5 separate regions of the Homo sapiens genome follow, and regions 2, 3, 4 and 5 are each linked to region 1. A link is a loop called in an ENCODE intact Hi-C map of the cell type or tissue named here. Cell type or tissue: PC-3. All regions are shown on one strand. Each heading gives the region's core, and the rest is flanking DNA. Links, peaks and the distances in the headings are about the cores only.

What was found. Hi-C counts contacts between places; a loop is a spot of excess contacts. Peaks named below come from ENCODE experiments on the same cell type or tissue, not always from the same donor. Only the 100,000 strongest peaks of a DNase experiment are listed, where the experiment ranks them.
Region 2: it touches region 1 in a loop (14-fold over the local background); 82 of 110 quality-filtered maps call a loop at or near these places.
Region 3: a loop joins it to region 1, with 6 times the contacts of the local background. A loop is called at or near these places in 6 of 110 quality-filtered maps.
Region 4: it touches region 1 in a loop (17-fold over the local background); 33 of 110 quality-filtered maps call a loop at or near these places.
Region 5: a loop joins it to region 1, with 12 times the contacts of the local background. A loop is called at or near these places in 82 of 110 quality-filtered maps.

What each region holds. Positions count from the first base shown.
Region 1 is chr6:2,789,140-2,793,962 of GRCh38, forward strand. LOC124901241 (a long non-coding RNA gene) reads right to left here. Exons shown (of 3, transcript XR_007059408.1): 3 at 2,052-2,347. Among named protein-coding and RNA genes, the nearest start is that of WRNIP1, 26 kb to the left of the region's middle. RefSeq lists an enhancer at 2,096-2,390 and a silencer at 2,096-2,390. In PC-3, for the core only: a CTCF peak has its summit at 2,209 (motif pointing right); a DNase peak (open chromatin) is centred at 2,222; H3K27ac peaks cover 4,000 bases.
Region 2 is chr6:2,852,109-2,856,931 of GRCh38, forward strand. It overlaps MIR4645 (microRNA 4645), which reads right to left and starts at 1,999; the gene lies at 1,923-1,999. It also overlaps the pseudogene SERPINB9P1. RefSeq lists enhancers at 234-423, 1,719-2,459, 3,036-3,095, 3,156-3,285. In PC-3, for the core only: a CTCF peak has its summit at 2,238 (motif pointing left); a DNase peak (open chromatin) is centred at 1,763; H3K4me3 peaks cover 1,193 bases; H3K27ac peaks cover 4,000 bases.
Region 3 is chr6:2,736,520-2,741,342 of GRCh38, forward strand. All of the region lies in intron 2 of MYLK4 (myosin light chain kinase family member 4), which reads right to left. Among named protein-coding and RNA genes, the nearest start is that of MYLK4, 12 kb to the right of the region's middle. In PC-3, for the core only: a CTCF peak has its summit at 2,055 (motif pointing right); a DNase peak (open chromatin) is centred at 2,072.
Region 4 is chr6:2,909,472-2,914,294 of GRCh38, forward strand. No RefSeq gene overlaps it. Among named protein-coding and RNA genes, the nearest start is that of SERPINB9, 8.6 kb to the left of the region's middle. In PC-3, for the core only: a CTCF peak has its summit at 2,413 (motif pointing left); a DNase peak (open chromatin) is centred at 2,420.
Region 5 is chr6:2,929,954-2,934,776 of GRCh38, forward strand. No RefSeq gene overlaps it. Among named protein-coding and RNA genes, the nearest start is that of SERPINB9, 29 kb to the left of the region's middle. In PC-3, for the core only: a CTCF peak has its summit at 2,416 (motif pointing left); a DNase peak (open chromatin) is centred at 2,438; H3K27ac peaks cover 295 bases.

The DNA.
Region 1 (4,823 bases), core at 592-4,591:
AAGTGATGAGGGCTTTTTGAGATCCATCATCCTATTAGACATGCGGCCCTGAACACAGTGTGTAACGCGGACACGGGGCCTGTGCTGGAGCACGCGGTGCTGGGGAGAGCCTGCAGCACACTTTCTGCTGTATCCAGCAGCGGGGCACTGAGCAGCCAACTTTCTGTAACTGTAAAATCAAGCTTGAAAGTTTGCAAATGCTTGTTTTTTGGTTTCAAAGAATCTTATTTTGTGAAAGCAGATTTTTAAAGTTTTTAAAGCAGATATTCACTGCCTGAATGAATACCTCTCACATACCACAGTGAGCATGACTGAAAGTTTACACCATTAGCTAAACCCTGGGAAAAACTAATGCAGTGAGTCAGAGTTTCTGGTGAGGGAGGCACATCTCTTGCCTGTTTACAGTAGTATTCAACAATTGGGGGCAGCCCTTCCATATGATGCCATTTAAATACCACAAGTTATGGGCCAGGTGCGGTGGCACACACCTGTAATCCCAGCACTTTGGGAGGCTGAGGCGGGCAGGTCACTTGAGATCAGGAGTTTGAGACCAGCCTGGGCAACATGGTGAAACGTCGTTTCTATTAAGTATATAAAAATTGGCTGGGTGTGGTGGCGCACACCTGTAATCTCAGCTACTCAGGAGCCTGAGGCAGGAGAATCGCTTGAACCTGGGAGGTGGAGGTTGCAGTGAGCCGAGATCGCGCCACTGCACTCCAGGCTAGGTGACAGAGTGAGACTCCATCTTAAAAAATAATAATAAATAAGTAAATAAATAAATATCACAAGTTATGTACTGATTCTGAAAAAGCAACATAACCACCAAACACAATTTATTCCTTATGTTCCAAGTGTATTTGGTAGTTTTGTTCACCCTCATAACAGCCAAACCTGAGTTTAAGAACAGTAAGAATAGTGACTTGCAGAGATTTGTTCCAATTGTTACAACAAGAATGGATGTTAACTCATCTTTTCCAGATACAAGTCATCAAACCTGGACAATGTTATCAATTAATTCCAAATGAGAGAACCGGCCTTTTGATACTGATGTTATATTAGAAAGGATGATTTTCCTATACTTTCATATAAATGCCATGGATCTCTTACTTTTTGATGAATTAACCTTTGTGTAGCGACTACAGTTTGAAAGCACTACTACACATTCATAGATGCAGTTCCAGGCAGTTTGAGCCCACAAAGGCATTTATAACTTAAGCAGAAACCAAACAGAAGTAAATATTTTTAATAGAGTTAACAAATCTTCATAAAAACCAATCATTTAAAACTAAATGTTTTGAAGCTCTAAAGCCAGTCAGGCTCCGGGGAGGATGCAGATGATCCCCTCAGGCCACTGAGAAACTTTTAATCAGGGATCACAAGTATTAGAGAGGTATAGGGGAGGTTCAGGGGACCAACACAAGGTGAGAAGCAATTCCCTGGCAAGGCCTGAGAGGCAAGGGGTGGGAGCAGGCAGGGAGCCCTGGGAGAGCAGGAGGTGGCCGGCAGCCTTCAGACAGGAACTGCGGCCCTGAGTGGAGGCAAAGAACTCAGCAGCTGCTGCACCTCTTGAGTAGGGAACCTGGGGGTAGGAGAAGGAAATGCATGGTCTGAATCCTCTCTCTCTTGCCCTCATCTCCTGCCAGTCCCTCCCACTAGCAGGACCAACCAGAAGTTTCCCTGGTTAAAAAGCCAGGCGAGAAGGGTGGAGAATACCCAGTGTGCACAGATCTCTGAAATGAGAACTACTACTGCTCTATTTTAGGAGAAACAAAATTCTTTCTGTGTGATTGTATACCTTGAGAGCCAAGAAGAAGAGTCCGAACAGCTAACAGTCCAGTAAAGTGGCCACATGGAAACAACCCATGAAAATCCATAGCTTCCGGGCCACTACTGTAATCAGAAAAGACACCAAGAAGAATATTCCATTCTCAGTAGCAACCTGGAAAGAAACTGAATTGTAACTGAGGAGTAGGACTTACATGAAGAAAACTACCACACTATACCCTACTATTGAAACACAAGAAAATGCGAACGAAAGTAGAGAGAAGCCGTTTTCCTCAAAGACGTCATCTCAAATTTATTTTTACATTCCCATCATGCTTGGCATGTAGAATGTGATCAGTACATATTTGTTGAATGACAAAATGAGGGGATAAATAAACTTTCCCTAAGATGTGTATGTAGACGTTTGAAAATAGAAGTCTGTCGCTGATGTTTCTGTCCACCAGGAGTCAGGCTTCAGCCAGGAAAGAGTGAGCCAGTGTCTGAGCTGTCTCTCACCAGGCCTTCCACCAGCTCCAGGTCACCAGGTTCAGGCCAAGACTGAGTTTCAGTATTTGTCGTTAACCTGGTAGATAAATAAACAGTTTTAAAGTAGAGCTTATGTATTTGTCTGATTGCAAAAGTAATACATGATCATTGCACATAGGTACAGGAGCAGATGCAAAAAAAAAAAAAAGCAGATAAAAGATAGTAAAAATCAACTTTAACATTTAATATTTTTTCTCAGTGATAACCACTGTAAACATTTTAGTGTATGTCCTTTGGGAATTTTTTCCAATGAGTGTGTGTGTGTGTGTGTGTGTGTGTGTGTGTATGTATGACTACACCATCTGTTTATAGCTTGCTGTTTCTCACCCCCTCACATGATTTCTTACATGCAGAATTAGTCTCTTAGCGTATGACTTTTCATGGTTGAGTTGGAGCCACCACCAGGGAGCTGCACCCTTCCGGTGGTGCACCCCACCAGCCGTGCCATCCACAGAGGGTAGGACACACCAGACACCTAGTAGCTGGATTTATTTATTATATTTTATTTTATTTTTGAGATGGAGTCTCACTCTGTCGCCCAGGCTAGAGTGCAGTGGTGCAATCTCGGCTCACTGCAACCTCTGCCTCCCAGATTCAAGCAGTTCTCCTGCCTCAGCCTCCCGAGTAGCTGGAATTACAGGCACCTGCCACCATGCCCAGCTCATTTTTGTATTTTTAGTAGAGACAGGGTTTCACCATGTTGGTCAGGCTGGTCTCGAACTCCTGACCTCAGGTGATTCACCCACCTCAGCCTCCCAAAGTGCTGGGATTACAGGCATGAGCCACCGTGCCCGGCCTAGAACTGGATTTAATAAGAGAAACAGAGAGCCTCACACCACTCTCCCCTCCTTCAGCACCCTGCCTCCAGGGTTCTTTCGGCTCGCTAGCCAACCACACTTGGTGAGGTGCGTGGGTCCAGGAGTCTGTCTGCTCGGGTTCAAATCCTATCTGAGCCACCTCACCCCGTGACCTTGGTCAAGGTTATTTTCTTTTCCCTCATCTTTAAAATGGGTATCAAAATATTACTTAATCACAATGGAGATTACATGATTCAAATCTGGCATTGCTCAAAGTCATGTCCGGCACACAGTCCATACATGCTGGGTATTGCCATGACTCATTCTCCCCACCCCAGTTCAAGCATCGCTTTCCTCTCAAAGCCTGCGCTGAGCCCTCAGGCTAAGCTTCCCAGCCCAGCGCTGTGCAGCCCCAGGTGCTATTGCTCACCTGGGCTCTGAGCCATTGTGGTGTTCCAGGGCCTTAGGTGGTTATGGACCGGGCACTGCTCTCTCCCTCTGGGCTCTCCCTGGACGCCAGCCTGCATCTCTTTCATTTTCTTCGCTCAGGGGACAGGCTGAACTTGGGGACTGCGGAGGCCTGCAGTCTTCCAAGCACACTTGCTGCTTCATTTTGGCTGGCAGCAGTAATTGCAAACATGTATTCCCTGCCTGCCATATGCTGGGCACCATGCAAAATGTTTTCCATATGTGATCTCAATTTCCAAAAAGACTATATAAGCCGGTGCTGTTAGTACGTCTATTTTACATGGAGAAAAGGCGCACACAACTTAAGATGGCAAAGTGACTTCCTGAGAGTCAGCAGGATGGAAACCCCCAGAGCCGGCCCTGCCCGGCCACCTTGCCAGTGGCTCCAGGTTCTTACATGCATCAGAATCACCTGGAGGACTCGCTAAAAATCCCAGAATTTCTAATTCAGTCCATCTTCAATGGGGCCTAAGAATTTGTGTTTCCAACTATAAGTTCTCAGGTGGTGCTAACGGGGCTGGTCCACACGGACCACACTTTGAGAACAACTTCACCGTGCTATGTGACCTGCCATCAATAGCCTAGAAATAAGTTTTTGGTGGCAAACAGGCTCTTTTCAGACTCATCTCCTGCCTCTCTACCTGTAGCTGTCATTTATCTTTTCTTCCTTGCTCTAAACACATTCAGTGACTTATGAGGCCTTAAGGAGGTCCTGAGTCTCCATGCCACCTGGGCTTGCCTCCTTTGTCCCCCTCCCCTGTCATTCCTTCTGACACCAGCTGCTGCTTCTCTCCAGGTGTTTGTCATCCACACTTGAAATTGCTGCATGGGTGGGGAACATGGCTGCTGTGTGGCTGTGTGGGCAGGGCAAGGCCCAGGGGGCCTGGCTGAGGGCCGACAGTGAGCAGGCAGAAATCCAGAGGAGAGGATGTCTTTTTCTGTCTCACAAAGGCACACGTGGGCTAGCTGGGCTCTGAGGAAAGAGAGAGGCTTTTGAGCAAGTCCGTTTATGCTTCTTGCCTATTTTGCTTTAGCTTGTGGCTTCCGGTGAAAACACGCCTTCTTACTCATTTGGCTCCTTACTGAGGAATAAAATATACGAATTCCACTCCGTAGCCTGCAAATTCTCTACCTGTCTCATCGCCTCCTCACTGTTGCAGGTAGTTGAGACAAGTACAGTGGAACAGAAAGTCTGTTGGGCCAAGAATAGACTTTCTGGTATGAGATTCCCCAAGTGTGGGGAATGGT
Region 2 (4,823 bases), core at 305-4,304, 63 kb after region 1:
GCGGTGCTGACCCTCTGTATGAAGCGTGTTCACACGGTGCGGTGCTGACTCTCTGTATGAAGCGTGTTCACCTGGTGCAGGACAGACTCTCTGCATGAAGCATGTTCACACAGTGCGGTGCTGACCCGACCCTCTGTATGAAGCATGTTCACACGGTGCAGTGCTGACTCTCTGTATGACACATGTTCACACAGTGAGGTGCTGACCCTCTGTATGAAGCATGTTCACGTAGTGCAGTGCTGACTCTGTATGAAGTGTGTTCACACAATGAGGTGCTGACCTCATGTATGAAGCATGTTCACACAATGCGGTGCTGACCCTCTGTATGAAGCGTGTTCACACGGTGCGGTGCTGACTCTCTGTATGACACATGTTCACACAATGCGGTGCTGACCTTCTGTATGAAGCGTGTTCACACAGTGCAGTGCTGACCTTCTGTATGACACATGTTCACAGAGTGAGGTGCTGATCTTCTGTATGAAGCATGTTCACATGGTGCAGTACTGACTCTCTGTTTGAAGTGTGTTCACATGGTGCAGTGCTGACCTGTATGAAGGATGTTCACGCGGTGCGGTGCTGACTCTCTGTATAACACATGTTCACGCAGTGAGGTGCTGATCTTCTGTATGAAGCATGTTCACACAGTGCAGTGCTGACTCTCTGTATGAAGTGTGTTCACACGGTGCATTGCTGACCTTCTGTATGAAGTGTGTTCACACAGTGAGGTGCTGATCTTCTGTATGAAGCATGTTCACACGGTGCAGTACTGACTCTCTGTATGAAGTGTGTTCACACGGTGCGGTGCTGACTCTCTGTATGAAGCGTGTTCACACAGTGCGGTGCTGACTCTCTGTATGAAGCATGTTCACACGGTGCGGTGCTGACTCTCTGTATGAAGTGTGTTCACCTGGTGCAGTACAGGCTCTCTGCATGAAGCATGTTCACACAGTGCGGTGCTGACCCTCTGTATGAAGCGTGTTCACACAGTGCATGTGAAACCAGAACCGACAGTCGAACCCAAGCAGAAGTCTTGACCAAGCACTTCCCTCCTGGGAATGCACCATGATATCACCACACCGAAGTCCAGGCTGGCAAATAGGGACATTTAAGTGACATTTAAGCTCGTGGTGGCCCTATGAGGAGTCATTGCTGACTGAGATGGGATTTTAAGGTGTTGCCTGCCTGTGTGTTCTCAGACCCTCTCCTGAAGCCCCACCCCTTCCCCTGATCCTCTCCTGGGACCCCCCTCCCCTATCCCTGACCCTCTCCTGGAGCCCCCCTCCCCCCTCCCTGTCCCTCTCCTGAAGTCCCCTCCCCTGACCCTGTCCTGGGACCCCCTCGCCTTTCCCTGACCCTCACCTGAAGTCCCCTCCCCTTTCCCTGACCCTCTCCTGGAGCCCCCTCCCCTCTCCCTGTCCCTCTCCTGAAGTCCCCTCCCCTGACCCTCACCTGGGACCCCCCTCCCCTTTCCCTGACCCTCTCCTGGGACCCCCTCCCCTTTCCCTGACCCTCTCCTGGAGCCCCCTCCCCTCTCCCTGTCCCTCTCCTGAAGTCCCCTCCCCTGACCCTCTCCTGGGACCCCCTCCCCTTTACCTGACCCTCTCCTGAAATGCCCTGCCTGCACCATTGTCTTATATTTTTCTCATGGTTAGACTGGGGTTATGGTTTTTTCTGGGAAAGGCCACAGAGGTAAAGTGACATCTCATTGTGTCATATTCAGGGTCCATGCCATCAACATGACTCATCAGTGCTGACGCGGTGATGACCTGGGGGACGCAGTGTTTCTCAGGTTCCCCCACTGAGCCTCTGCAACTCCAGTAGTGACAAACCGCTCCACCCCCCGCCATCCATTTTCTTAATTGTTCAATTGCTAGTATCACATTTCATCAAGAGACGCATAGCAGAGTCCAACCAAGACTCCATGATAGAGAAACCAGGCAAGAACTACTGTCTCGTCGCAACTTGAGGAGACAATATTTCTTGCCTGGTTTCCCTATCATGGAAACTGAGTCCCCCACAGTTTCGTTTCCTCAATCGAGCTAATTACTGAGGTTGCTTAGCAGCCTCCGGAGTGAGCACAGCGGAAACTATCATTAGGGAACTTTGAACGTTTCTGTGAAATGCCAACAGGAAATGTTTCGGCATTTTCAAAATATTTAGAAAATTCCCTGTTCAGTTACAAAAGTGAATCTGAATCTTACCCTGCAGAAGTTAAACTGCTCCCTCTTCTGGATAAAATTACCTTTGTAATTTCTTTTTACAACCTACAGCCTATTGTGCTTGGGTTTCCAAATGGTTTAAAGTTCCCTTGTCCCTTACTTTGTGTCAAGGGGGTGTTTGTGCCTTAAAGGGAAGATCCTGTGCCTTAAAGGAAACCAGAACTGATAGTCGAACCCAAGCAGAAGTCTTGACCAAGCACTTCCCTCCTGGGAGTGCACCATGATATCACCACACCGAAGGCCAGGCTGGCAAACAGGGATGTACACGCAGGGGAGACGAGAACTTCTCCCGTGAGAAACAGCACAGTCCAGCCATATGAACCCACAGCTCAGGAAGTATTGCTCACTTTTACTGTTCTCTCTTAGGGAAGGGCATTCTCAAAACGTTTCCGCACAAGCAGACCATCCCTTTTATTTTCCCCGTCTGTCTCCTTTCCTTCTGCTTTCAAAATGTCTCAAGAGTATTTACAAGAGTTGAGCAACACAGGCATCTTTATCTGGGGTCTTTATCCACAGAGCAGAGGACAGGAAGTCATCACTACAGAGACGAAGCGATGTATGGTTTGACCCAGTGGAGGACTTTGTTAAGGTGGAGGTGTGAGTGTGGAGTGTAAACGTGGGACATCCAGGGCAGTGGAGGGTAACCACTGGAGAGGAAGTCTGGGGACAGTTTGGGAGCAGCCAAATATAAAATAAGCATTTCTGTTCTAAATCCAAATGAACATTCTACGCTGCTGTCATCTCCAGTATACCTCAGAGATCCTAAAGTTTCCTGAAGTTGTTTGGAAGTCACGGCCGATGTAAAGTGAAAGCGCACACATATCTGTAAGCTCTGAGCTCAGGATTTCACGTGAGGTCCTTTGTTCGGGAGGCAGGGGGGTTCTCCCTGTTGCTGGCTGAGGTCACTGCATTCATAGTGTGACAGGAGACAGCACAATACAGCAAAGCAGCTGGAGGGATTGCCTTGTAGAGTGGAAGACCTTCCGCAGAACAGAACGCTCTCTGTCCTGTTCTGCTGGAGAATGAAAAGGGATGGGTGGCCTGCGTGAAACCTCTTTATGGGGCTTGTGCGTTCTGACACTGTGACCGCCGAGGCCACAGCTGCCTTTGTTTCTTCCTCTCTGACCTCCATGAAGGGCTAGCGCACAAACTTGGACAGGGACGGCTCTATCTCTTGGGTGATATTCTGGAAAAGTCAGTCTTGACTTAGTCAAAGGCATCGGTAATTCCCCAACAGCTGAGAGCAGACTCCATGCTGCGGTTTTCTTGTAACTTGAATCGAGGAGACTTCCACATCTTTGCTATCCATTGCGCCTGGCTTTGTCCACTCGCTGACTTCTTCATATATAAGCTCATTTTCCACCTGGAAGAAAAGAGGAGAGAGCCTTAGGGCCCCAGCATTGGGTCCGCACCGAGGCCTACACTGCTCCCCCCATTCCCACCTAGGACCATGGCATCCCAGTCCTCTCTCCCTGTGGGAGGCTTTCACAGAGGTTCACATGGGCCCAGGCCACTATGATTTTCTGAGTCTCCTTGTTTAATAAAGAAAATGAAGTGCCAAATATTGTGGTATGTTTTAAAATTTTGTATTTAACAAGTGATCTTTCAAAAATGCAATGCAATCTAATTGCGCTATTCCGAAGTTAAGCATAGGATTTAGAAAACATTCTTATGGCATTTCTTTCATGGAACATGAGCTTAACTTTTATCATTAAAGTAATTTCTGTCCGTCTTTTCAGTGTATCTGTCTCTGTGACTCTAAGTATAGTAAGATTACTAGGAAATAATTTCAACATTTTAACTTTGAGGCCCTATGTGAGGCCCAAGATAAGCCCCACGCACCCCCATTCCCAGCCACAGGCTCTGCTGCCTGGCACCTCAAGGTCTGGACCCTGTACAGGGCTCCCACATGTCGACACAAGCTCCCATGTGTCACCTGTGCCTAGTAGAGAGGTGTATATTGCAACAAAAACTACAAATCAAAACAGGGCTGCAGCTCAAGAATCTTCAAGTTTCCTGTACCCCACCACTGGTTTAAGACAAGGATCAAGTTCATTTCAAGTAACTTATTAGTTACTAGTTAGTAATTGGTGGTAATTTCTTTTTTTTCTTTTTTTTTTAGATGGAGTCTCACCCTGTTGCCCAGGCTGGAGTGCAGTGGCACGATCTTGGCTCACTGCAAGCTCCACCTCCCGAGTTCAAGCCATTCTCCTGCCTCAGCCTCCCCAAGTATCTGGGACTACAGGTGCCTGCCACCATGCCTGGCTAATTTTTGTATTTCTAGTAGAGACAGGGTTTCAGCATGTTGGCCAGGCTGGTCTCGAACTCCTGACCTAAGGTGATCCACCCACCTTGGCCTCCCAAAGTGCTGAGATTACAGGCGTGAGCCACTGTACCCAGCCGATAATTTCATAGATTATCAGCTACCCTGCACATATTCATGTATTGCTTGTCAGTTGACAGGAAAGAGTCTTATCTTATTGGCCAAGAATTTAGCCGGCATCTTTGATCCCATCAGCAGTTTTGCACTTGATATTTGAGGAGTTTCAAAATGCTAGGAGGCTTTGATATTTTCTTTCACCTCAAAACGAAAATGAAACATGG
Region 3 (4,823 bases), core at 548-4,547, 53 kb before region 1:
GAATATTGATCATGCAAAAACATAATACTGAAATAGATAATGGGAAGTAGACTCTGATGGGTTTCAATGATAAGTCATTATGTTATGGTGAACTAGCTTCAGAGCTAGACTGTATGCCTGGTGGCTTTCCATTCTTCCTGACATCCCCAGCTAATTTCATTTAAAAATACACTCTAACAGACTGTGGCAATTCTCAGGGGAAAAGGACAGAAACTGGAAGGTGGAAACACAGCTTCTGCTGTGGTATCTAACAGCTAGGTAAGTCAGGTCTGGTGGTTTGGCATTTGACATATTAAGACACAAAGGTTCTGGACAAGACACCAAAGGAATCTCTCCTGCCCCTTTTGTTAGTAACTGCTGTAATTTCCTAATTTATAAATCTTTGTACACTGTCTGCATCAGGTGTAAAGTAGCCATCCATCACCTGGCTCTCATGACATACTGAGTTGCGTTCCTCCAATAAAATAGTCTCTGCCTTCTCTCATGTTCTACGAAGCCTATGTTGCTAAGTTCTTATGCACATCAAATAATACACCTGTAATCCCAGCACTTTGGGAGGCCGAGGTGGGCAGATCACGAGGTCAAGAGATCGAGACCATCCTGGCCAACATGGTGAAACCCCATCTCTACCAGAAATACAAAAACTAGCTGCGCGTGGTGGCGCCCGCCTGTAGTCCCAGCTACTCGGGAGGCAAAGGCAGGAGAATCGCTTGAACCCGGGAGGCGGAGGTTGCAGTGAGCCGAGATCGTGCCACCGCACTCCAGCCTGGCGACAGAGCGAGACGCCATCTCAGAAAATAACAAAAAATAACAATAAAACGATCCTACCATTATGCCTTGCTTAATGCTTTTGATTTTCCAAGGCATTTTCACACCTGTGACCTTGGTAGTACATGGGCATCTTATTCTTGCTGGACTGGATGAAGTTCCATTCTCCTTCTTCAGTCTCTGATGGTAACTCATCTGTTCACATCCTTAGAGGACAGTTGGGGTGGGGAGGAACGAACACATTCTGCAGTCATACCAGTAGGAATGAAAAGGAGAGATGTAAGATACATTTCAAGAAATCATGTGCAGAATTTGGTATCTGACAGAATATGACAGGGAGGGAGGGGGAGTCCATAGCTCCAGGCAATGTGGCATCAAGATGCTAGGATCCCAGGCCAGTGCCTGAGAAACCTGACAGCATCACCCACAGAAAGAAATTAAGTGTGGAAAGACATGAAAGAAGAAAATGTCCTTCAGGAAACTAGATCTGTAGGACTCTGAGCAGGAAAGATATTGGGTCACAGACAATATGCCCTATAAATTACTAGAATGGTAGATGGTGTAAAGTTTAGCTACATTAGTAGTAAGAGTGTATTGTTTTGTTCATGTAGCTTTTTTTTTTTTCTCTAAGCCAAGCAGTGTGTTAACTGCTTTATACAACAACTCTGCTGGGGGTGGGGTGCCGGGGGCGGGTGGGGGGGGGGTGGTCAATGTTATTAACCCCAGATGAGGAAATACTTGAGAGAGGCTAAATAATATCCTTGATGTCATAGAAGTAGCAAGAGGCAGAAACGAAATTCCAGCTGGTGGTCTTATGTGAAACTAGATTGCACAGTAAGAATGTGTCACATTATAACTTCTCATTATTAGGCAAAACATGTGAGTAGGCAACCCTGCAAAACTAGCAAGTGGGTGACACTATAAAAAGCTAAACAGGATAAATTTTGGATTACCCACCTTCCTGATCTATCTTTAGTGAAATGTCAGTTCCACTCTGTAGTCAAGACTTATGACTAACAGAGTACTGAGCATAGGAAACATCTTAATACATTGTTTAATGAAACAAAGTATTTTAGAGCATGCTGGCAAACTGCATTTAGTTTATAATCTTCCAGCCTTATTCTATATGCATGAGGGAATCATTAGTTCCAGTGTAGTCTTTCCTAGCAGCTTCTGTGTCTACGAACAGAGAGCTGAGAGTGGCCTGACATTCGTTCCAACAATTAGGATTAGCTTAAAATGCTGGGACTTCACTGCATTGCCGCAGTAACTTTTGCAGCTTTTCCCCACTGGAGGTCACTGTCACCTTGCAGTTGCAGAGAAGAACCTCAATTTGTGGTGGTAAAGAAAGTGGACGTTTTCATCTATCTAGGCTGGCTGTAGTTGCTTAAAGAAATCAACCAACCAACCAAAGCAACAATCATTAAAACATACTTCAGATCATGTGGCAAAAAACTGTCCTTAGAAAATTCATCACTGATAGCGCTTGTTTTCAAATAATGTTTCATCTTGACACTTTTTAATTTTTAGGTTACTATAACAGTAGATACATGTTATTATATATTTGTCCAAACCCACAGAATGTGCAGCAACAAGAGTGAACCCTAATGTGAACCATGGACTCTGAGTGATAATGATATGTTAATGTAAGTTTATCCATTGTAAAATATGTCCCACTCTATTGGGATTGTTAATAGTTGATAAATATTTTGAATTCAGTTAAAATTTCTACAAAGAGACCCAAGCACCTGTTTCATATGTTGGGCAAGCGAATGCATTCAAAGATCAGATGGTATATAGCTTCATAACTTTGAGCCAATTCCTGACCTCACTAAGCCTCAGTTTGCTCACCTAAAAGGTAGAGATAAGAATTCTACCAACTTCGGCCAGGCACAGTGGCTCACACCTGGAATCCCAACACTTTGGGAGGCCAAGGCAGGCAGATCACTACTGGAGAGCCTGACCAGAACCAACACAGTGTCTTTTGTGCAGTGGTGGCTCAGTAATGATTTGCTGAGTAAATTAATACAGAATCTAGGCATAAATATTTAAAGGAAAGCTGAGACACTAAGGAATCTTGGGTGAGTCCATCTGACTTTTCCCGGACTTTCAGTTTCTCTTCAGAGAAGGGTTTGAATGAGCTGACCCCCGAAGTTCCTACGCATTAAGGTCCCTAATCTTTGAGTTACAACCTGTGGGTCAGAGCACAGCCTTCAGTGTCCCATTCACTATGGAAACGCCATGACAACCTGTGTGCATCTGAAACCCCAAGTGGAGGCAGCCATGAGTCATGGATTATGTTTATACTGGTATCCAATTGAGCACATAGCATACTATCACCCTCAATGGACTGGCAAATCAGATACTTTTCCCCATTAAAAATGGCAAATGAGGTTTTAAAAAATCATTACAATTAATACAAAATGCCAGGAGGCACTGTACAGGTTGTATCTCCATATTTAAGAAGACCTAGGGCCTAAATATACTTAAGCACATAAGAGAAATGTACTGATAGCAGTACTAACATACAGCATTTTACATTTTACAAAGAACTTTCACACATGCATGGTACTTTATTTGGCCCTAAGAGCAACCCTGTGCAGTAGAGGGGGCTGCAGAAACTGACCTGCATATACTGTTGTGTAAAGAACTTAAAGAACTCCACTGGGAGGGCAGGGCCAGGACTGGAAGCTGCATCTCCTGACCCCAGTGATTCAGCTTGAACAGGATGTTTAACTGTGAAGCACGAAGTTGGGTATAGCAGGACAATCCTTCATGGTGGCATAGAGTGCAAGCTAGGTGCCCACCATGGGGTTCAAAGCCCAGCTCTTTTGCATGTGGGTTTTGGGCAGGTCAGTGAGCCTTCCTGGGTCTCCACTGTAAAGTGGAGGAAATAGTACCTACCTCATGGCTGACAGTGAGACTTTAAAGGCATCAGAATAGGTGCACCTCTCCTTGTCCTCCGCGCATGCTCTCCCCCACCTCTGCTCCAGCCAGTACTGTGGCAACCAGCTCCATAGAGGTCTAGTCTGAAAGTGCTTCACCTCAGGCCACTGCATTACGCCTTCTTCCCAGGGTTCTCTGGCATTGCTGCGGGACCTTCTTGGGAACTGGCATTTATGCATATGCAACTGAAAATGCCAGGGGGATAGTCACTCCACAAGACCCCCGATGGTGGAGATGGCGCCCGGGGAATCAGTGCCAATTGCCTGCTTCAGTCCTATGGGCAGGTGGCTCTGAGGTCATCCTGTCTGAAGTAGCCAGTTTGGCAACTCAACCTTGTTGGGGCTTCTTTCCTTCCCTGTTTCATACTCCTCCAGCCCCCACACCTATTCCCTGGAGTCAGTTCACAAAACAAGCCACCCTCACGCATGCTTGGGCTCTGCTTTCTGGTAGGAACTCAGGAATGACATCGTAGAGACATGGTGCTGGGCACATAAGAAATCCTACATAAACTTTACCTGTTCCTCATTTTCTATACTAAACGCTGCCTACGATCAGTCTTCTCCATGTCTGCTCTCTTGAAGGAAGTGGACTTTGTTGTTGTCACCATGTGGTGGGCAGAAAATGACAAATAAGTGAAAGGGCCAAATACCACAGGGCAAAGACCTGGAATAGCTTCCTGAGTCGGATGTCCAGAGACTGACTTTGGGCCACTTCATTGCAAGAGACTTTAGGTGGTTTTAGATCATACAGTAACAAACCGTTTTTAAAACTTATGTGTGTGTTACTGTGCATTAGAAATCTATAAATAAAACATCAAAACCATGATTTCACTTTATTTTTGCTTTGGCTAAAAATGTTTTAAATGACTCATATGAAAAATATTAATAGGAATAAAGATAGCATGTAAATATAGCAAAAATCATGATAGTGGTGTGTGAAAAAAAGATCTGGGAAACTAATAGATAAATGTGCCTTTTATAACCATTATGTTTTAGGTAAGTGGATAGGATCGTAGTTTGGGCATCTATATTTAGGAATTTTGTTATCAAGTATGCTAACCATTCTCTTACTTAGGTACACAGACTTGATTTGCCACATTTGTATTTTTG
Region 4 (4,823 bases), core at 452-4,451, 120 kb after region 1:
CTCAGAAGCCGGCGGGATCCTCCATATGCTGAATGCTGGTCCCCTGGGTGCCCTTATTTCTTTCTCTATACTTTGTCTCCGTGTCTTTTTCTTTTCCAAGTCTCTCGTTCCACCTAACGAGAAACACCCACAGGTGTGGAGGGGCGACCCACCCCTTCAACCTGGTAGAATTTGTTTGAGCCTCATGTATTGCATTATGGAAGGGTTTTTCTGGACTGTGAGTACACGTTTAAGTAAATAAAAGCTACTCACATTTAAAGCCTCAGTTTAATGAACAGATTTTTTATTTACAAAAACTATTCTGTCAGTAATGGGGGTTTATGAGACAGAGGGAGGTTTCAGGCTGTGCTTGGAGAGAGTGCTTAAAAGGCAGTTAAGATGGTAGTGTAGAAGCTAAAGGGGGATTGTGAAGCCAGGCAGTAGCAGGGATGACTCAGAAAGGGGGCGAATGTAAGAGGCCTTGAGAGGAAACCAGTCCAGCACCCAGAGGTGAGATGGGGGAGGAGGCCCTGATGGCTGAGCCTTGTGCTGCATGCTGGAAGACGGGGTTTAAGGAGGAGACGCAGATTTGGGCGCAGGAGAATGGACATATTGAAATTGACATCAGAAGAGGGTTATCAAAAAATAAACAAGGGAGATGTAATTTAGAAGCAATATTAAAGATTAAAATTAGACCAGGCCCAGTGGCTCACACCTGTAATCCTAACACTTTGGGAGGCCAAGGCAGGTGGATCACTTGAGGTCAGGAGTTCAAGACCAGCCTGGCCAATATGGTGAAACCCCATGTCTACTAAAAATACAAAAATTAGCCAGGCGTGGTGGCATGCGCCTGTAATCCCAGCTACTCAGGAGGCTGAGGCAGGAGAATGGCTTGAACCCAGGAAATGGAGGTTGCAGTGAGCCAAGATCGCACCACTGCACTCCAGCCTGGGCAACAGACTGAGATTCTGTCTCAAAAAAAAAATAATAAATAAAAATTATAATTACACAAGTGCAATTCTAAGTACATGTGATGGCAGCAGAATTGTGTGTATTCTCTACTCTTCTGTAGTTCCTCTTTTATTTTCCTTTTCATTGATTCTGAGTACTACTTACTAAAACGTGTTTTTTTCTCCAAAGTCTGTCAGCGATTCTAAGATATATTCACTTCAATGGGAAGTGACTGGAAGTCTTGGTGAACGTCGTTATCTTTGTTTAAACAAAGTGCCTGGTAATATTAAACAGCAATGCCAACTTCGAACATTGCCCTCTTACTTCCCCTAAAGAGGGACCTCCAAATGAATCTCTACACAAAAAATTAGGTAGGGTCCTATAACGAAATGCTTTAATTGTCTAGCGCAGGGTTTCTCAACTGACGTATTGCTGATGTGTGAAGCCAGATCATTCTTTGCACTGGGTGCTGTCCTGTGCAGTGCAGGACATTCAGCAGCATCCCTGGCCTCCACCCCCTCCATGCCAGGCACACCTACCCCTCAATGATGATAACCAAAAATGTCTCCAGACATTGCCAAATGTCCTCCAGGCCGGGGCACAGTTGCCCCCTAGGTGAGAACCATGGGTCTGGCAGATTTATTCATGCTAGGAAGCCTTGATAACAGGAGGAAAACAGAACAGAAAAAAAAAAAAAATGAGTCTTCAGGTTTAAATCTAACCTGGCCCCAGGGAACACAAGAAAGAGCAGACATAAAACTGAAAATGTTTCACCAGTAATTTTACAGAAGTTCTCCAGGTAACACTGTGATTTAAATGTCAAGCCACAGTGAAAATTAAGGTTGTTCCTCTATCACCGGCCCTTCCACCAGAAGCTGGAAGAAACAGCTGCAGGGGGATCTTCAGCTGAGGTCTGTGGATGCAGTTCGAGAGGTCAGCCAGACACCACTAATGTGACTTGCACAACATTGCACAGGTGGTAACACGCCGAGACACTTCCCCAGATCATCAAAGAAACCTGAGACTCAGAAAGGTTAAGGACTGCTTCCCTAAAGCAGTGCCCACTACCTCATTTGTACATATGGTTCCCATCATCCATTTTGGGGCAGTCAGAATATATTTGCCCTCTAAGCTCCAGAAGATATACATTCTCATTTGTGTTTTTTTCTTTTTTCACGTATTCATTATCATCCACTAAAAATAACCCATTTTATGGAAGGTTCATTTACAGCTGCAATTCTATTTTAAACACATTTAGCAAAAGTTTAAAACAAAAAATTGAAATTGTCTTTTTGTGGAATAGAATTGTAGCTTTACCTTATCAAAGATGCAATTTTGCTGTGATTTATGGATGCTTTTGTCTAGAGAAAATAACTTCATCACTTGATTTCTCCCACAAACACTACAGGAGATTCCCCATCCTGCACAGTTCACCTTTCTATCCATTTCTGCCATGTGCTATCATGAGGTCCTTCCTGCCACCTACAGGCCACCCCAGCTTTTACCGGCTGATGTGAAGGTATGAAAAGGCCCCTCTGTGGAAGCACAGGAGAAAAACATGCCATCATTCTCCCCATGTGATAGGTACATTTCCACCTGTCCCTATGAGCACCATGGCCATGGCAGAGGAGATGCTCAGGGGCAAGAAAAACATATTTCATGAGTTGCTCTCATCACCCTCCTCCTTAATAAACTGCTGGCAAAAGTGCCATCTGGGCAGGGCGCAGTGGCTCACGTCTGTAATCCCAGCACTTTGGGAGGCTGAGGCGGGTGGATCACTTGAGGTCAGGAGTTCGAGACCAGCCTGGCCAACATGGTGAAATCCTGTCTCTACTAAAAATACAAAAAATTAGCCAGGCGTGGTGGCACACACCTGTAATCCCAGCTACTCAGGACGCTAAGGCAGGAGAATCACTTGAATCCAGGAGGTGCAGGTTGCAGTGAGCCGAGATTGCACCACTGCACTCCAGCCTGGGTGAAAGAGTGAGACTGTCTCCAAAAAAAAAAAAAAAAAAAAAAAAAAAGTGCCATCTGCACCTGAATTCATCCACCAGGGAAGGTCTGGATCAGAAGCACATCAACCAAGCCCTCTATGGCCACCTAGTCGTCAGTCCCCAGTCAGTGAACACTGGGGTGTAGCCAGCAGAATAATGCCCCTTGCCAAAGATGTCTTACCTCCTAATCCCCAAAACCAGTGACTGTCTTACATGGCAAAAGAGATTTTGCCGATGTGGTCCCTCTAGTTAAGAATCTTGAGATGGGAGACGTGCTGGTTATCTGGTATTATGTTCATTTTAAATGTTATTGTAATCAGGTTCTTCTGGCCTGTGTGCTCAGATCAAAGCCAGGTTTCCCAATGACCCGGTAGCCAATTTGCAATGCTTAAATATGGTTTATTGCCAGAGACTCACACATACCCAATCAATCGAGCAAACATTCACAATACAATTATTTTTTTCATTGTTTCTTTTCCTGTGAGTGATGGGAATGACATGATACAATTACTAAAGGCAGTAATGAGCGGAATGGCAAACCCAGGCTGTGGCTGAGGAGGCCAGCACAGCAGACACTCCTCTCACACAGAGCCTCTGGGCAGCCCGTCTCACCGGGAGGAGGCACTTTTTTTTTTCTATTATAAGTTTTAGGGTACATGTGCACAACATGCAGGTTAGTTACATATGTATACATGTGCCATGTTGGTGTGCTGCACCCAGTAACTCGTCATTTAACATTAAGTATATCTCCTAATGCTATCCCTCCCCCCTCCCCCCACCCCACAACAGTCCCCAGAGTGTGATGTCTCCTACAGGCAGGAATTCTCAAGGTGCCTCTGACAGTGTCAGTTCCTTGCTGGTTTTATGGTTTTCCCCAGGTGTGTCCGTCATCATCATCTCAGCCACCTTTTGGCTCCATTTTCTATCGGTTCCTTTTGGGTCTCAAGTGGTACATGCCACAGCAAATGTAATCTCATCTCTTATACATATGTTTATCGCCTTAAAGAAAAACAACTTTACTATGAGCTCAGGCTCAGTCTAGTACACATACGCTTACCACTTTAAGGAGTAAACAACTTCACTGTGGGCTTCATGCCACTTGAAAACCAAAAAGTATCTGAGGCAAGTCTGGATCAATTTAGAGGTTTATTTTGCCAAGGTTAAGGGCATGCCGATGACACGGCCTCAGGAGGTCCTGAGAACAGGTGCCCAAGGTCAGGACACAGCTTGGTTTTATACATTTTAGGGAGACATGAGACATCAATCAATACGTGTAAGATGTACTTTGGTTTGGAAAGGCAGGACAACTGGAAGCAGGGGCTTCCAGGTCATAGGCAAACCCAGAGGTTTTCTGAATCAATAGAAAGGAATGTCTGGATGATGATAAGGGGTTGTGGACACCAAGCTTTTATCATGCAGGTGAAGCCTCCAGGTAGCAGGTGTGAGACATAATAAACCGTAAATGTTTCTTATCAGACTTAAAGAGTCTGCTCTATCAGTAATTCCAAAACGGAAGACTGCATAATGAGGCATGTCCGGCTCCCCTTCCCATCATGGCCTGAACTAGTTTGCAAGTTAGCTTTGGGCCTTTACCGAGAGGACGGGTCCATATAGAGGACTGAGGGCTTAGAATTTTATTTTTGGTTTACACACATAACACAAGCCACTCCATTTTTAGACATTAGGATCACAAATCATTCTTATAGATCATCTGGGTGGGCTCAGTGTGATCACAGGTCCTCATGAGAGAGGGAGGAGGGCCACAGCCAGAGGAGACGTGAGGACAGAGGCAGAGGTCAGGGTGATGCGGAGCCACAAGCCATGGAACACAGGCGGCCTCTAGGAGCTGGAAAAGGCCAGGAAGCAGATTCTCCCCGGAGCCTTGGGAGGAATCAACCC
Region 5 (4,823 bases), core at 518-4,517, 140 kb after region 1:
GTCTCTACTAAAAAATACAAAAATTAGCCGGGCGTGGTGATGCGCGCCTGTAGTCTCAGCTACTAGGGAGGCTGAGGCAGGAGAATCGCTGAAACCCAGGAGGCAGAGGTTGTAGTGAGCTGAGATCACACCACTTGCACCCCAGCCTGGGCGACAGAGCAAGACTGAGTCTCAAACAATAATTATCTTGAAAGCATATATTGCTATGGGCATTGGGACATCTTGACTTTCTGTTGCTGTAGGACTGTGTCCCTGCAGGTGTCTTTAAGCTGTTTCCTTAAGTGTAAATATCTTATGACCATGGGTGGTGACTGGAAAAGAATGTGCCTCATTAGTCTCAAGATGAAGCTGAACTTAAAATGGCGTTATTCTGGCTCTCCTGGGCTCCCGCTTCCCTAACAATAGCTCGCTTCGGGCTCAAACTCCTGGACTCAAGCAATCCTCCCACCTCAGCCTCCCAAAGCACTGGGATTATATGGGTTGATTTAAATAAAATAAAAACATTGATAAAAGCTTACTAAGCCTTGATGTTTGATTGTCAATCTATGTCTAATTATAATATTTAAGATTTTATATATTTATATTTTTAATTATTTGAAACCAACCAAACCTCTTCTTTTTGGAAGAGTTTTTTGTTTGTTTTTGTTTTTGTTTTGAGATGGAGTCTCGCTCTGTTGCCCAGGCTGGAGTGCAATGGCACGATCTCAGCTCACTGCAACGTCCGCCTCCCAGGTTCAAGCAATTCTCCTGCCTCAGCCTCTCAAGTAGCTGGGATTACAGGCACATGCTGCCACGCTGGGCTAATTTTTTGTATTTTAGTAGAGACGGGGTTTCTCTGTGTTGCCCAGGCTGGTCTCGAACTCCTCAGCTCAGGCAATCTGCCCCCCTCAGACTCCCAAAGTGCTGGGATTACAGGCCTGAGCCACCATGCCCAGCCCTTGGAAGAGTTTTTTAAAGGTTATAAAATTACATTTCCAAGTGTTAAAAATAAGTATATGAGTTTTAACATCATTTTGTAGCAATAACATCATTTAACAAGGGAAAGAAAAACTTTCAAATAGATGTTTTAAAATGATCATTCCACCCTCTTTCAATAAGATGCATCTTTACCTACAAAGGCAATCCATTACAGTTTTTCAAAAATATTTGCTAGGTATTCCACTAATCGCCACTTTTCACAGAACAGGTCATTACATTTGGAATTCTTGCTATTCCAAAAGAAAAAAAAATGTAAATATCAAATTAACCAACCCTCTTTTCAAAGATCATTAGCAAATGAAAGCAGGCCACTGAAGAGAAATGTTGGAGAATGCTTGCTGACCCAGGAATGTGTGGAACCCGGTGGACCTCAATTCGAAAAGCGTCATATTAATTAGTTTGTCGGATTTTTCTGTTTGAAGGAGCTTGTGAGAGAAACATGTGTTTCGGACATGATCCCACCTGGAAGCTGCCATTAGCGTCTCCTTAGTGCCTTGTCGAATGAGAAACCCTATTAATTCCAGGGGTATTACCTGGAAGTATTAAATGACAAGGAGTTGGGTGGCAGTTAGGGAGGCCTGTTTGTCTTCTAAATGTATCCATTCCTTGTTGGGGTGCTCTGACTGCATGCAATGCAGACAGGAAAATTAAATAGGAAATATTAATCCTCATCTCCTCTTGGAATATGGCATGTCAGCAGGATGACCATACAGCATGGCTTGTCTGGGACAGTCCCAGTTATACCTGTTGCCTTGGTGTCCTGCCTGGGTCAGCATTTGTCACAGGCTTTTCATTTTCAATGAAGTGTTGTTAGTAACAGCTACAGGAGGGGGGTTGGCAGGTCTTTACTTTGTACTGTGAGCTCCCACTACACTTACACCTGTCAGGGTCCACTCAGGAGACAAAGCCACATCAGCTATGTGAACAGAGGAGAATATAAAGGATTGTTAGGAAAAGGGGCACAGACGCAGCATGTGAAAAAGGGGCAGCTGTTACCCACAGGCCCAGTGAGAATGGATGAGGAAAGACTAAAGTGTTAGGAGACCTTTACCGCACCCCCACCCCACACACACTTCGGGCTGAAACTCAGATCTTTTTGAAGAGGATGCAGCTGTCACAGAAACATGCAGCTGCTGCTGGCAGAGTGCATGGGTCAGAGTGGGCCACCAGGAGCTGTCTGCCATTGCCAGAGGGTGTGGCAGGCCAGAGCCGTCCGCAGAAGCAAAAGGCCAGGTAGGGACACAGCTGCCTGAGGTTGCAGCTGTTGCGACTGCAGAAATGGCTGTTGCATGGAGAAAACATGAGAATGAGGCTAGAGATGGTCTGTGTGGGCTGCTGGACCCTGCACTGAGTGGTTACAGGAGAACCAGAACTGGGAACGACAGGTGTCTTTCTACCGGGCTTTCCTGGCAGTGTCTCACTGGCACCCTCTAGTGACGAAGCGTAGCATTGTGCCATCTAGGGAAGTGACAGCAACTCCAGGGTTACATGAGAGGAGGCTCTAGAGCCAAGAGACAATCAATTGCTAAGTGACTCAGCAGGTGCAGGATGCTCACTTTAATCTTGGTTAAATCTGACAGGCAACTTGTGAGTCTGATCCTTTCCAGAAGTCTCCCCCTTCAAGGACAGGACATAAGGAACTCACTCACTGATAAAACAACTTAATCCTTGTTCACAAGCAGCTAGGGACAGCTACGTCCTTCTGGACTCTAGTACTGTGGAGATAATTATTTGGGACTGCTTTCCCCTGACAGCCACTGGGTTGTAATGTGGCTCGTGCTGTGGCTTTTGAGAAGCCATCATTTGGCAGTCAGTTGGAAACGTGGAAAAGTATAGTTTAGGTACACAGTTTAAACTATAATTTAGGCATATTTAAATAGAGGCTATATAAAAATAGAGGCATATTTAAATAGAGGAAATAGAGGCTATAAATTATTATAGATATAAGCCCAAACTCTCTTGCTACAGTGGTTTTGTTATTCATTATATAGGAAAATCTACAGCCATTTATTTTATTGTTTGACTATACTTTTTTACTTAATTTTATTATTTTGAGACAGAGTCTCACTGTGTCACTCAGGCTGGAATGCAGTCGCACCATCTCGGCTCACCACAACCTCCGCCTCTCAGGTTCAAGCGATTCTCCTGCCTCAGCTTCCTGAGCACTGGGATTACAGGCGCCCGCCAGCGTAACTGGCTAATTTTTTGTATTTTTAGTAGAGACACAGTTTCGCCATGTTGGCCAGGCTGGTCTCGAGCTCCTGACCTCAGGTGATCCACCTACCTCGGCCTCCCAAAGTGCTGGAATTACAGGCAAGAGCCACCGCACCCAGCCTGTTTGGCTATACTTTAATTTTGCAATAAATCCTTTTAGCAAACAGTGAGCTCAAAAATTAAGTACTGAATTTTCATATCACAAGAGGTGGAATGTTTAGTGTGCACAAAATGTTGCTGCTTACCACTCACCAGTGGCACCATAGTGCTATCTCTGACCATGTAAAAACTATAAGATGCTAATCTATAAGGAAATACTAGCACCTCCTTCAAAAGTTAGAACTTATTTTAAGAAAATTCTGGCCGGGCACGGTGGCTCACCCCTGTAATCCCAGCACCTTGGGAGGCCGAGGCAGGTGGATCACAAGGTCAGGGTTTGAGACCAGCGTGGCCAATATGGTGAAACTCTGTCTCTACTAAAAATACAAAAATTAGCCAGGTGTGGTGGCAGGTGCCTATAGTCTCAGCTACTCTGGAGGCTGAGGCAGGAGAATCGCCTGAACCTGGGAGGCGGAGGTTGCAGTGAGCCAAGATAAACGTCACTGAACTCCAGCCTGGGCGACAGAGTGAGACTCAGTCTCCAAAAAAAAAAAAAAAAAAAGAAAGAAAGAAAGAAAGAAAATTCTGTCCAAAGATAATAATCTATCAAGTGCATTGCAGAGGATATATTTATATATTAGTTTGTAAAGCAGGCTGTTCATTTGATCAAATGACTGCTATTTGAAGTTAATTTCTGTCATTTTCAAAAAGTAAAGCAATACATGGAAGCATTGGCTGCATTAGCAGAAGAAAAACTTTCATTTTGTTCAAGTAAGTTTCATCAGATGTTTCAAATTAAAAAGCAGTGTAAGGTTTTCATCTAATTCATGGATAGAATTAAAAATAAGCTTTTAGAAGTTCCCTTTCCCACAGGGAAAATATATAATATGTTGTGAATAAATGCTGTTAAAAATGTAGTTAAGCCTGGGCAACAGAGTGAGACTCCATCTCAAAAAAAAATTAGTTAAAATGTGCATCAGGGAAGGTTTTCATACAAATCAAATTTGATGAGTCACAACCTTGGAGTTGGTTAAGATGAACACACATTTTGAATTTTATTAATCAAGCCGCAATATTCTTCTGTTCAAAATAGCATCTTGTAGTTATCAAAATGTATGAATTTTCTTTATATAGTTCCTACAGAATATTTGTGATGAAGCTGCTGATGAATACAAATATGATATGATATTGATGATGTATTGATGGCAGTGCCTGCTTTTCATCTTTGCTGCCCATGAGCAATTGAAATGTAGTTGTGTGTGCTCTTTTGGAGAACGATTTTAAATCAGCCGAAATGCTCTGTAATGTTACTAACCTTCTTTGAACTGAGTCCTCTAAATTTCAGGTGCATTTTGTTCAAAATCAGTTAGAAATAGTCAAAATATTCAGAGTGAAGCACCCAAAAATGTAATTTTGGAGGCTTTTAGCTACTTGAAATCATAGAAAACAAAGTTTGCAAACAGGAAGATATTCAAAGTTCTACAAAACCAAAGGAGAAACTAATTAAACAGCATCAGCTTAATAGTGAATAG